2 separate regions of the Homo sapiens genome follow, and region 1 is linked to region 2. The links are chromatin loops, found by intact Hi-C in ENCODE. Cell type or tissue: heart right ventricle. All regions are shown on one strand. Region 1 overlaps ADD3 (adducin 3). Region 2 overlaps ADD3 (adducin 3).

Region 1 (5,000 bases), 62 kb after region 2:
CTCTGACAATAAAAACTGTAAAAGAAGGCTGGACGCGGTGGCTCACACCTGTAATCCCAGCACTTTGGGAGGCCGAGGCGGGTGGATCACCTGAGGTTGGGAGTTCGAGACCAGCCTGACCAACATGGAGAAACCCCATCTCTACTAAAAATACAAAATTAGCCGGGCGTGGTGGCGTATGCCTGTAATCCCAGATACTCAGGAAGGCTGAGGCAGGAGAATCCCTTGAGCCCAGGAGGTAGATGTTGCGGTGAGCTGAGAATTGCGCCATTGCACTCCAGCCTGGGCAACAAGAGTAAAAAACTCTGTCTCAAAAAAAATAAAAATAAAAAAACTGTAAAAGAAAGGCAAGGTAAGAGGTACACTGTTTTCACCTTTAAAAAGTTGGCTGTGGAAATAAGGAATACGAACAATGCATCAACTTCATTGCAAATCCCTTTCTACCTCCCATTTGTGCAGCTCAGGCAATGAAGCATTCCACTCATCCAAGGCACTTATGCCCAATCACAACTCCATTTGAGCTCTGACCATTGCCATTTTCCAACCACCTCCTTAGATATTAAAAGGCTGACCTTCTAGAATTTTTTTGTCATGTATTAAGACAAATGAGAACAGAAGTCACGATGCAGCTAACAGTTGCTCACTCTAACTTCCTAGGGCGTAAAAGTGGAGTGTTCTTAGAAGTCCCTGGGGAGGCCTTGACTTCCAAATTTACTTCCTTAGATATACCAAGTAAGCCTAACTATCTTCTTCAGGAGGATGAGTAAACCCAACTTTCTGCTCTAGCATTTAGTCATTCTAGCAAATCAAAAGATGATAGGATGAGAATATTGAATGGAAAAGGAAAACAGAAATGCTGTCCTTGCTCAGGATGAGCTGAGCCATTGTGGAAGAACTGCACAGAAACACTGCTAATGGTGACAAAGACATACACCGAGTTCCCATGACACTAAAAACTCAGCACTTCTCCAACCTGATTGCTTTTACATTGTTTGAGTTCCACCTCCTCTAGTAGGTAACCAACAAACCACCACAGAGGCAGAGTTAAACAGGCTGAGTCACTCACATCAGCACTCTCCTCTTTCATTCCATCTGAAAAGGTGAGCACTTCCTTTGGTGAGGGAGGGGAAAGTAAGAAATCACAAGAATAAATTTAAAGAGGTATGGAAGCTTAAAAAAATAATTTCGTGTATATTACTTGGAGTTAGGTTATCCTGCTTAATCCACTGCTTGCCTTAACGTATCTGTGATCACTGTTATTTTATTGTTTCACTAATATAGTATACTTCTTGAGACACTGGTTTTAAAGACATTATGTTACTGTCCTTAAATTTCTCAGAAGTGTTTTTACCTCCTAGCTGGTTGAGGGAAATGTTTATCCTATGGAAATTGCATATGCCCACTGCAGAAAAAATTGAGTTTCATAACCCTAGATTAAAACCTTAGCCTTGGCCGAGTGCAGTGGCTCACGCCTGTAACCCCAGCACTTTGGGTAGCCGAGCGGGGAGGAACACTTGAGGTCAGGAGTTCAAGACCAGCCTGGCCAACATGGCAAAACCCCATCTCTACTAAAAATACAAAAATGAGCCGGTAGTGGTGGCAGGCGCCTGTAATCCCAGCTATTCAGGAGGCTGAGGCAGAAGAATCGCTTGAACCCAGAAGGCAGAGGTTGCAGTGTGCCGAGGTCACACCACTGCCCTCCTGCCTGGATGACAGAGAGAGACTCCATCTCAAAACAAAACAAAACAAAAACCTAAAAATCCAAAAAAACCGTAGCCTTGTTTGAAGAGGTAGTCATCTTAAATGCCAGTTTATGTACCGTATACAAACCAATCTCCTCAGGCCCATTTTCATTGAAAGAAAAAAAAAAGTAAACATAACATATGGTGCTGATGCAGATCAGTCTGACTTCAAGTAAAGGCTCAATTTAGATCTAACCTTACCTTAAAGATATAAACCAGGCCTGTGGCTCATGCCTGTAGTCCCAGCTACCTGGGAGGCTGAGGTGGGAGGATGGCTTGAGCCCAGGAGTTCGAGACCAGCCTGGGCAACATAGTGAGAGCTGTCTCAAAAATACAAAAGAAGAAAAAAAAAAAAGATATAAACATATGCCAAGGCCTATACATCTTGTACAATAACGGTTCAGCTTTTAGTGGAGTTAAAACTAAGCAATATTATCTTCAAGAAACAAACTTACAAGAACAGTAAGCCTTTTAAAATCAAAGAGAGGTTTCATCCATTTTATACCTTTTGGTGATCATGCTACTACTATTTGGATTATGCTAGACAACTCTGAAAGCCACATTCATTCTTTAAGGTTTCTAGGATACTCTAAATGTATTCCTTCAATGCAGTTAAGTAATGTCCTAGAAGCCTGAAAGGAATTGTTAACGCAGCTTTTCAAACATACTCAACCAAAAACAGTTTAAGGAAACAAGGGGCTCTGATTCTCATTATCTGTGCTACCATCTAAGACTTTAAGTTAAACAGTACTTTCTTAACATTTAACATGTTTTCAACTGGCAATTCAATTTTGAACTTTGAGACTGGTCCAGATATTCAGCAACATTAAAATACACATGAAATAAATAAAAGATCCACAAACCTTTTTTCTCCAACACTTTTTTCCCACATAAAGGTATTACTCTATGCATACTGTTGGTACTCAATAAATATTACATTAATACACCAGGTGAATAATTTTTAACTTTACCTAAAAGGAAGAGAATCCCTCAAGTAGCATGGTTTGACATACGTATACATAGACACACACATCCATAATTAGCTACTGCAAGAATAAAAAATAATCATATTCATCTAAGGGATAACACACTTTTTCGTTCAAGCAACAGCCAATGAAAGACTTCTAACCTGTATGTTTTAGAGGATTCTTGATATATACAACCCATTACAGTAAAAAATTACAGTAAAAATTTGAGACTGTCTTGGCATTTGGCCAAGAGAACTGAATCTCTGGCAGAACCTGAAAGACCTCATAACAATCTCACCTATAAACACTCTGGCATGGACCCGGAGTTCAAACCATAGAGTATTAACAAAGAAGACATAAAGTATTAAGGCACTTATTTTGAATCTCAATGACATGACAGTCTAGGACTGTCCAATTAATTTTAAATTGGGTTTAAATAACTTCAAATAGGTCTACGTTTAAAAGGAAGAATAGCACTCGATTAGATATTTAAAGTTTTTTTAAAAATTCAAACTCTACATATTTAATATTTTCAAAGGAATCTGAAAAGCACTAATTATAACAAAAACAGTGTTTAGTGTGAGAAACAGATTAGTAACCTGTGTCTTCAATAAAGCTTGCACTTTCTCAATTCAACGCATGCTTGTTTTTAAACATTTTTTCCTAACATTACATTGCACTAAGTTGTCAAATGACATTTCATCTATCTACAATAATTCTAAACATTACTTAAAACAGCTCCTAATTTAGTTTATAATTTGTTTGACATATCAACTACAATGGTGAAGCAGCAACACACAGTTCCTTGAGGAATGTGAATGACAAAGTATAAGCCACAAGTTACATCTTTGCATTTAGGGTTCATTTTAGGAAGCAACTCAGGTGGTATTTAGAACAAACTTAAGTTAAAATTTATCTCAGGTTGATATGATGTTGGTAATCAGAAAGGTGATAAGGTTTACTGATTTACTGCAGAACTGGAATCTCCAATGGGAATTAGTGCCCTCTGGGCCACCTGGGGCCCTACATATCTGGTAAGCTTCAAAAAAAAAAAAAAAGACTTTAGTATCTTTAGTAATTAGAAAGATAGCACACTCTAGCACAAACTCTAGCACCCTAAACATATGTTGTGTATCAAAAGAGAATACCCTTTCAATGTCAAAAGGTGACTGTATTTAATGCGGATTAACCACCACTCCTTAGATTTAAGCATAACTTGGTGGTATTAATACCAGAGGATGTGGTTAAACAAGACATGTGCACCTGATAGTCGTGGGAATACTATGAAGACCTCTCACTGGTTTGCAGTAATTACCATGAGCTCAATAGCAACAAGGGGCAGTGGTTACATGGGCTCACTCTTGGGCCAGACTCTGGCTTCAGAACCAACCTGTGTCACCTTGGGAAGATACTTAACCTCTCCATGCCTCTGTTTAGCCACTGGGTTGTTGGAAGGACTAAGTAAATTAAATCATATAAAACTCTTAGTGCCTGGCACAGAGGTTAGGCAAATAAATATTGGCTATTACAAATATTTGCTGAGTCTTCACATGCTGGGTAGCATGACCTAACAGCCTTCAAAAAGATATGTCACTTTACATACTGATAATGATAAACACAAAAAGCACTGAATACAAACCCCATTCTAAGCACTTTACATATAACAACTCGGTTAAGCTAAAGTTCTGATGTGACTGTTCCCCAACACGCTACACAGTTTGTTCAGAGCCAGGTTTCTATGCTTTTATGTGATTTCTTCCCTCAAACACTTCTTATACTCTGATGACATGCATACATGCCACCCAGTACTGCTAACCAACTGCTTTGAAATGGGAGAGATTAACCAGCTAACCACCTGTAGGCTTACATGTGACAAAAGCACTCAGACATGATAGGCCTACTTCAGGAAGCCTCAAAACCTCAGAAGTTGGGCACCACCCTGTATCTAGGTTTTAGGATTGTGTGTAGGAGTTGGGCTGTTGCTGATGTTATGTTCTCTTGGTCTCAAAAGACATTCTGGTTTTACAAAGGCCAGATCTACACTTTAAACATAATTAGGCAGAATTCACATTCATGCCAGCATAATATTGAAGAAAGGGGTGAGACAGCAAAGTGTGTAATTTTCTCCCTTTCAGTCAATGCTTGAAACTTACATTACGAAAATACTATCCTTCTATCATGCAAAATATTTCCCAAGTGTCATATGATCAACTATGTCAAATGTTCACCAAACATTTCCTGATATCATATATGTAAAATGTAGCAATACATTGAATGTCTCATAACCAAC
Region 2 (5,000 bases):
CAATAGTTCCCTTCAAAATAAGATTTATTTTGAATTTATGGAGTTGCTCTGGTAGAATATTGAAATGTACATGTAAAAAAGAAAATTATTTATTATGCATACCATACTTTAAAAAATTTTATACTCACCCACTTTTTCAATAATTTTGTAGGAATTTTATTTTAAAAAGTTTTCCACAGTATGTATAAATACTGTACAAATATCTTTAATAGGATCTAAAATAATTTATCAGTTATTGAAACTATTAACAAACATCTGATACTTATTCAAGTGATTTTAACCAATACTGTTTTCTGTATACGCATATTCAGAAACACAACCAAGAGTTATTTTTAATTGAATTCCTATAATCATAAAATTAAAGTTTGAGTAAAATAAGCATATAAAAAACTATGTAATTGTTTACATAGAATTTAAAATGAACAATGGAAAAGGATTTGAGAGAACACCAGGAAAATATTATTTTTAATGATGCATGTTGTCATGTTACTCTAGCCAAGAGCTACTCTCTCACATTGGAACAATAATTCAGTCTGGAGTATTGAACATTTCAATATTTTGAGAGATGGCCTAGAACATCCTCTCTCAGGACCCTAGTGAGGGGCTGTTGATTGATCTTGCCTTTGTTGGATTATGAGGTCACTCTTGCCACATGATAAATTAACCATTCCAACATACTCTTCTCATAGTCTAACAGCATGATTTATTTTTTCAACCATCTATGTAATTATCAATCACCTGCTGCTATCTCTTGGCTCTTCCTCATCTCCCCCCTCAAACTAACAATTCAAAGTTACCAGTTGGTTATTATAGTAGAAGAATCCTGTCTTGATACTTTTTGGATTTGCACTGGCAGAATGTGTTTTCAAGCCAAACTTCACTTTCACAGCTGCAAAGGAAATGACAAGAGAAGAAAAACACAGCCAATATATATCAGCAATTAATTCCATCCACAACTGCCCAGCTGTTTGTGCATGGAAGAATCAGTCTGTTTCCTTTTGGGGCTTTCACCACTGAAAATTGATACTGCACATTCAGAGACACAAGCTGTTTGTAACATGTCAGGAATGTGCACAAGATCACACAGAGTTGAAGAGACAAAATGAAATCCAGATCTAGTTTTCTTGGGACTTGCCAGTATTATTTCATAGCTTTAAAAAAAAAACAAAAAACCATAAAAACACCCCAATCACAGAGAGAGCAAAATACATGAAAAAATATTCTCCCTTCTGAATATCACCCTTCCAATAAAGGAGAAAATCTGCCAATGATATCAGATTTAGTATCAAGAATAGACACTCTGATTTACTGGCACAGACAAGGTGTGACATTCTTAGGAATCCACATGCCCTCAGTATGTTAAATCCAGCCAATACTCTGGACTACACAGCTACTTGCCCAATGTGTAGTTAGTCCCTTTAAAAAATCCTTATAAATGTGAAAGTTGTTGGGAACCAATGCTTCCACCACAATCATGCAGAAAAGCAAGTTTTTCTTGGTTAGTCTTGATATTATTTGGCACTCACATACACGCCTGTTTCAGGGATTCATGTAAATTTACAGATCCAATCTTCTAGGGTAACTTTCAAGCAGTGAAATTTCTCCTTCCCTCCCGCCTCCTCAGTTTTGTAGATTTTAAATAAAAATACTCTACTGAGTGCCAGAGGCTTAACAACTAAAGTATGAGCTTGTGTGCAACTCATGAAGCATGCTATCCCCCTTCTCTCCTGTCCTCCAACTCCAATTTTATTTCAAATATTTGTTTCATTTAAATTTTGTAAAATGTCATTCTGTCATATTGTATTTTCAGTACATAAAATGACTTGCGATTAGTTATTGTTATGAAAGTTAGCAAAAAGAGAAAGATAGCATTTTAAAAACAAAGTAATTGAAAACATATTTTAGCTTTGTTTAAGATAAAAAAAAAAAAAGGAAATGAGGTAGCCCCATGACTGAATTCATTGTCCTAAGGGCCTTCCCCTTCCCCTTTTGCCCTCCAATCAACGTCAGCTGCACAAGAGTTCACGCACTCCTAGTGCCTGTACATTCTCAAATACAACATAGACAGGACACTCACTCTGGGCACCACTAGGGTCTAGGGCTTGATCAATGAAGAGAAGACAAACTGTCTACTCCAAATAGGGGAGTGAATGAAACATTCCATAAGCTTCCAAATGGAGATGTTTTCAAGTGCCAGAAATCAAACCAGCACAATGAGAAACTGTCTCCAACTAAAGTGCTATGAATCCCGAAGTCACAAAGTTTGATTTGTTAAGGAACTACTAGGCATCTCAAACATGTGGTAGACTAAAAGTACAAAACCAAAAAAAAGGGCTTTTCCTTTTGAACAAACATCATCTGGTCAAGGATATATCGGGTTGGGGGAGGAGAGGAGACAAGTTTAATCTTTGGCTGATGGTGACACCAACTTCTAGAAATGTGGTATAACTATTAGTGACTTAAAACAGCCACAGAGATGAGCTTTGCTTGGCAAGCTTCAGCTCTGTGGGACATTCAGTCTAGCTTGAAATGTCTATGGAAAGTAACCTCTCCATCTACTACAAGACTGGCTAAGGAAAAAAAAAAAAGGTCTGTCTAAACTGTTTAAATCAGGTTAAATTCATGTTAGTCGGGGGTGGGAAGGTGGCTGCTTCCATGGGTTCCTCTACTCAGTTGGGAGCACCTTTGTATTCCAACAGATAGCACAGAGCTTAGAGCTTAGCCCACTGAAACCATCCGTTAAGTGCTGAATGGTAATAGGCATTTAGTTATAATAAAAACAAAACAACTAAGGATGAACACTCTCCAAAAAGGAAAGCAAAATGACAGAAAAATAGGGGGCAAGGAGATGATCAGAGTAAAATGCATGAAATACTAAAAAGATTAAAAACCAACTGTGCAAACTTGTGTGTCCTCAGAGATCTAAATGCTGCTCAGCAGTTAAAGTGCCACTGGAATAATTTAGACTGCTGTGCCGTGCACTTTACATACTTATTCCATGTACTTCCACAGCAACCCTATCGGTAGTACTGTCATGATGCCTCCTTTACAGATAAGAAAACTAGGGCCGGGCACGGTGGCTCACGCCTGTAATCCCAGCAGTTTGGGAGGCCGAGGCGGGTGGATCACGAGGTCAGGAGATCGAGACCATCCTGGCTAACACGGTGAAATCCCGTCTCTATTAAAAATACAAAAAATTAGCTGGGAGTGGTGGTGGGCACCTGTAGTCCCAGCTACTCGGGAGGCTGAGGCAGGAGAATGGCATGAACCCGGGAGGTGGAGCTTGCAGTGAGCCGACATAATGCCACTGCACTCCAGCCTGGGTGACAGAGCTAGACCCAGTCTCGAAAAAAAAAAAAAAAAAAAAAGAAAACTAAAACTCAAAGAGGTTAAGCAAATAAGGTCATACAACTAGTGGCAATGGAGATAAGTCGAACAGTGATTTTTTCATCCCTGGTGATTTTCACAATAGGCCAATTTTACACACACTATGGAGGTTCTAGGTTGAAGAAAACTCAGTTGTGGGATTCAGCTGAGGGAGTAAAACTCAAGGGGAGAAAAAAAGGCCTGGACAAAAAGTAAACCAAAGCCAAGGTGTAAGAGTTGTGTGAGTTCTATGTAGGAGGAAGCTTCATGAAACAGTCTGCCATCCTATAGTTTTAATTCAGAGATGTCCCTTGAACTGTAGAAGGGCTCAAGAGTAGCTCTTACTCTCTCAGAGCTTTTGTTCTCCCAGTTAACTGTTCTCACAAGTGATAATACCACATAGATAACTCCTTGATAAAAATGCTGACCATGGTGTTCATGCTTCAGAAGATAATGAGAGACTATCCAAGTTGGTGAAATCCAACTGTTGTCTGCAGGCATTTCTGACTATATTCTATAATTTCCTATTTGAGGGATGCCCTGGTTTAGCCTCTCCTGCAAAGACGGATTTGTAAAGAAAAGCCTCCTACAGGCCTCCACCCGGTAAAGCCTCAAGTCCCACAACCCTCTGGCTTACTTCCAACATAGCACTCCTTACACTAACTGTCTGTTCCCTGGGTATACCTCTCACACGTACAGTGTGCAACTTGAGGGCAGGGCCCCTCAGGACCTAGACCAGGGGTTGAAAAAGGAGTTTAAAAAATATTATACATGGTGGCCGGGCACAGTGGCTCACGCCTGTAATCCCAGCACTTTGGGAGGCCGAGGCTGGGGGATCACGAGATCAGGAGATTGAGACCATCCTGGCTAACATGGTGAAACCCCATCTCTACTAAAAAAAATACAAAAAAATTAGCTGGGCGTGGTGGCAGGCACCTGTAGTCCTAGATACTCGGGAGGCTGAGGCAGGAGAATTGCGTGAACCCAGGAGGCGGAGCTTGCAGTGAGCCGAGATTGCGCCACTGCGCTCCAGCCTGGGTGACAGAGAGAGACTCCGTCTAAAAATAAATAAATAAATAAAATTATACATGGTAAATGAATAATGTCCCTTGCCTATTTAATATGTGATAGATGGTTATTTGTTAAAACAGGTAATCCAGGATTTAAAAAGGAAGAATTATAGAAAAGGCAAGGTTGGGGATAAGTGAAATATGGTTAATGTTCAAAATAGGCTTTTTCTGGATAAAAAAATGTACACAACATAACCTACAATGATTGGTAAGTTCAGCTTATTAAAGCTGAGGTTGAAATTCAGTAAGTCATTAGGTCTAAAGATTAGGCATGATCCCCATTTAAAACAAAAATTCACCAAACTAGTGAGGTTGTATTGTATCTTCAAGGTTGCCAAACTAGAGGTAGAAAGACATAATATGGCTTTGACTCTACTGATGGCATAGTACTTCTGAAAACTATGCATTTTATTAACACCTTGTGAAGACACAGACTACATGAAAAAGAAAAAAGCACAGAATAAAAAGTGAAGAATAAATCTATTTGTGCCATTAAAAAAATCTGCAATCATGAATAATTTCTGTTTTGGGAAAAGTTCTAAAACGGAATAGAAAACAAGTAAA

Evidence for each region. Peaks named below come from ENCODE experiments on the same cell type or tissue, not always from the same donor. Only the 100,000 strongest peaks of a DNase experiment are listed, where the experiment ranks them.
Region 1: it touches region 2 in a loop (2.2-fold over the local background); 53 of 110 quality-filtered maps call a loop at or near these places.

What each region holds. Positions count from the first base shown.
Region 1 is chr10:110,009,853-110,014,852 of GRCh38, reverse strand. The region is part of intron 1 of ADD3 (adducin 3); the gene reads right to left. Among named protein-coding and RNA genes, the nearest start is that of ADD3-AS1, 4.0 kb to the right of the region's middle. RefSeq lists enhancers at 1-474, 895-954. In heart right ventricle, no CTCF peak of the experiment used is centred here; no DNase peak of the experiment used is centred here; H3K4me3 peaks cover 1,395 bases; H3K27ac peaks cover 3,005 bases.
Region 2 is chr10:110,071,507-110,076,506 of GRCh38, reverse strand. All of the region lies in intron 1 of ADD3 (adducin 3), which reads right to left. Among named protein-coding and RNA genes, the nearest start is that of ADD3-AS1, 66 kb to the right of the region's middle. RefSeq lists an enhancer at 3,924-3,993. In heart right ventricle, no CTCF peak of the experiment used is centred here; a DNase peak (open chromatin) is centred at 2,035; H3K4me3 peaks cover 462 bases; H3K27ac peaks cover 5,000 bases.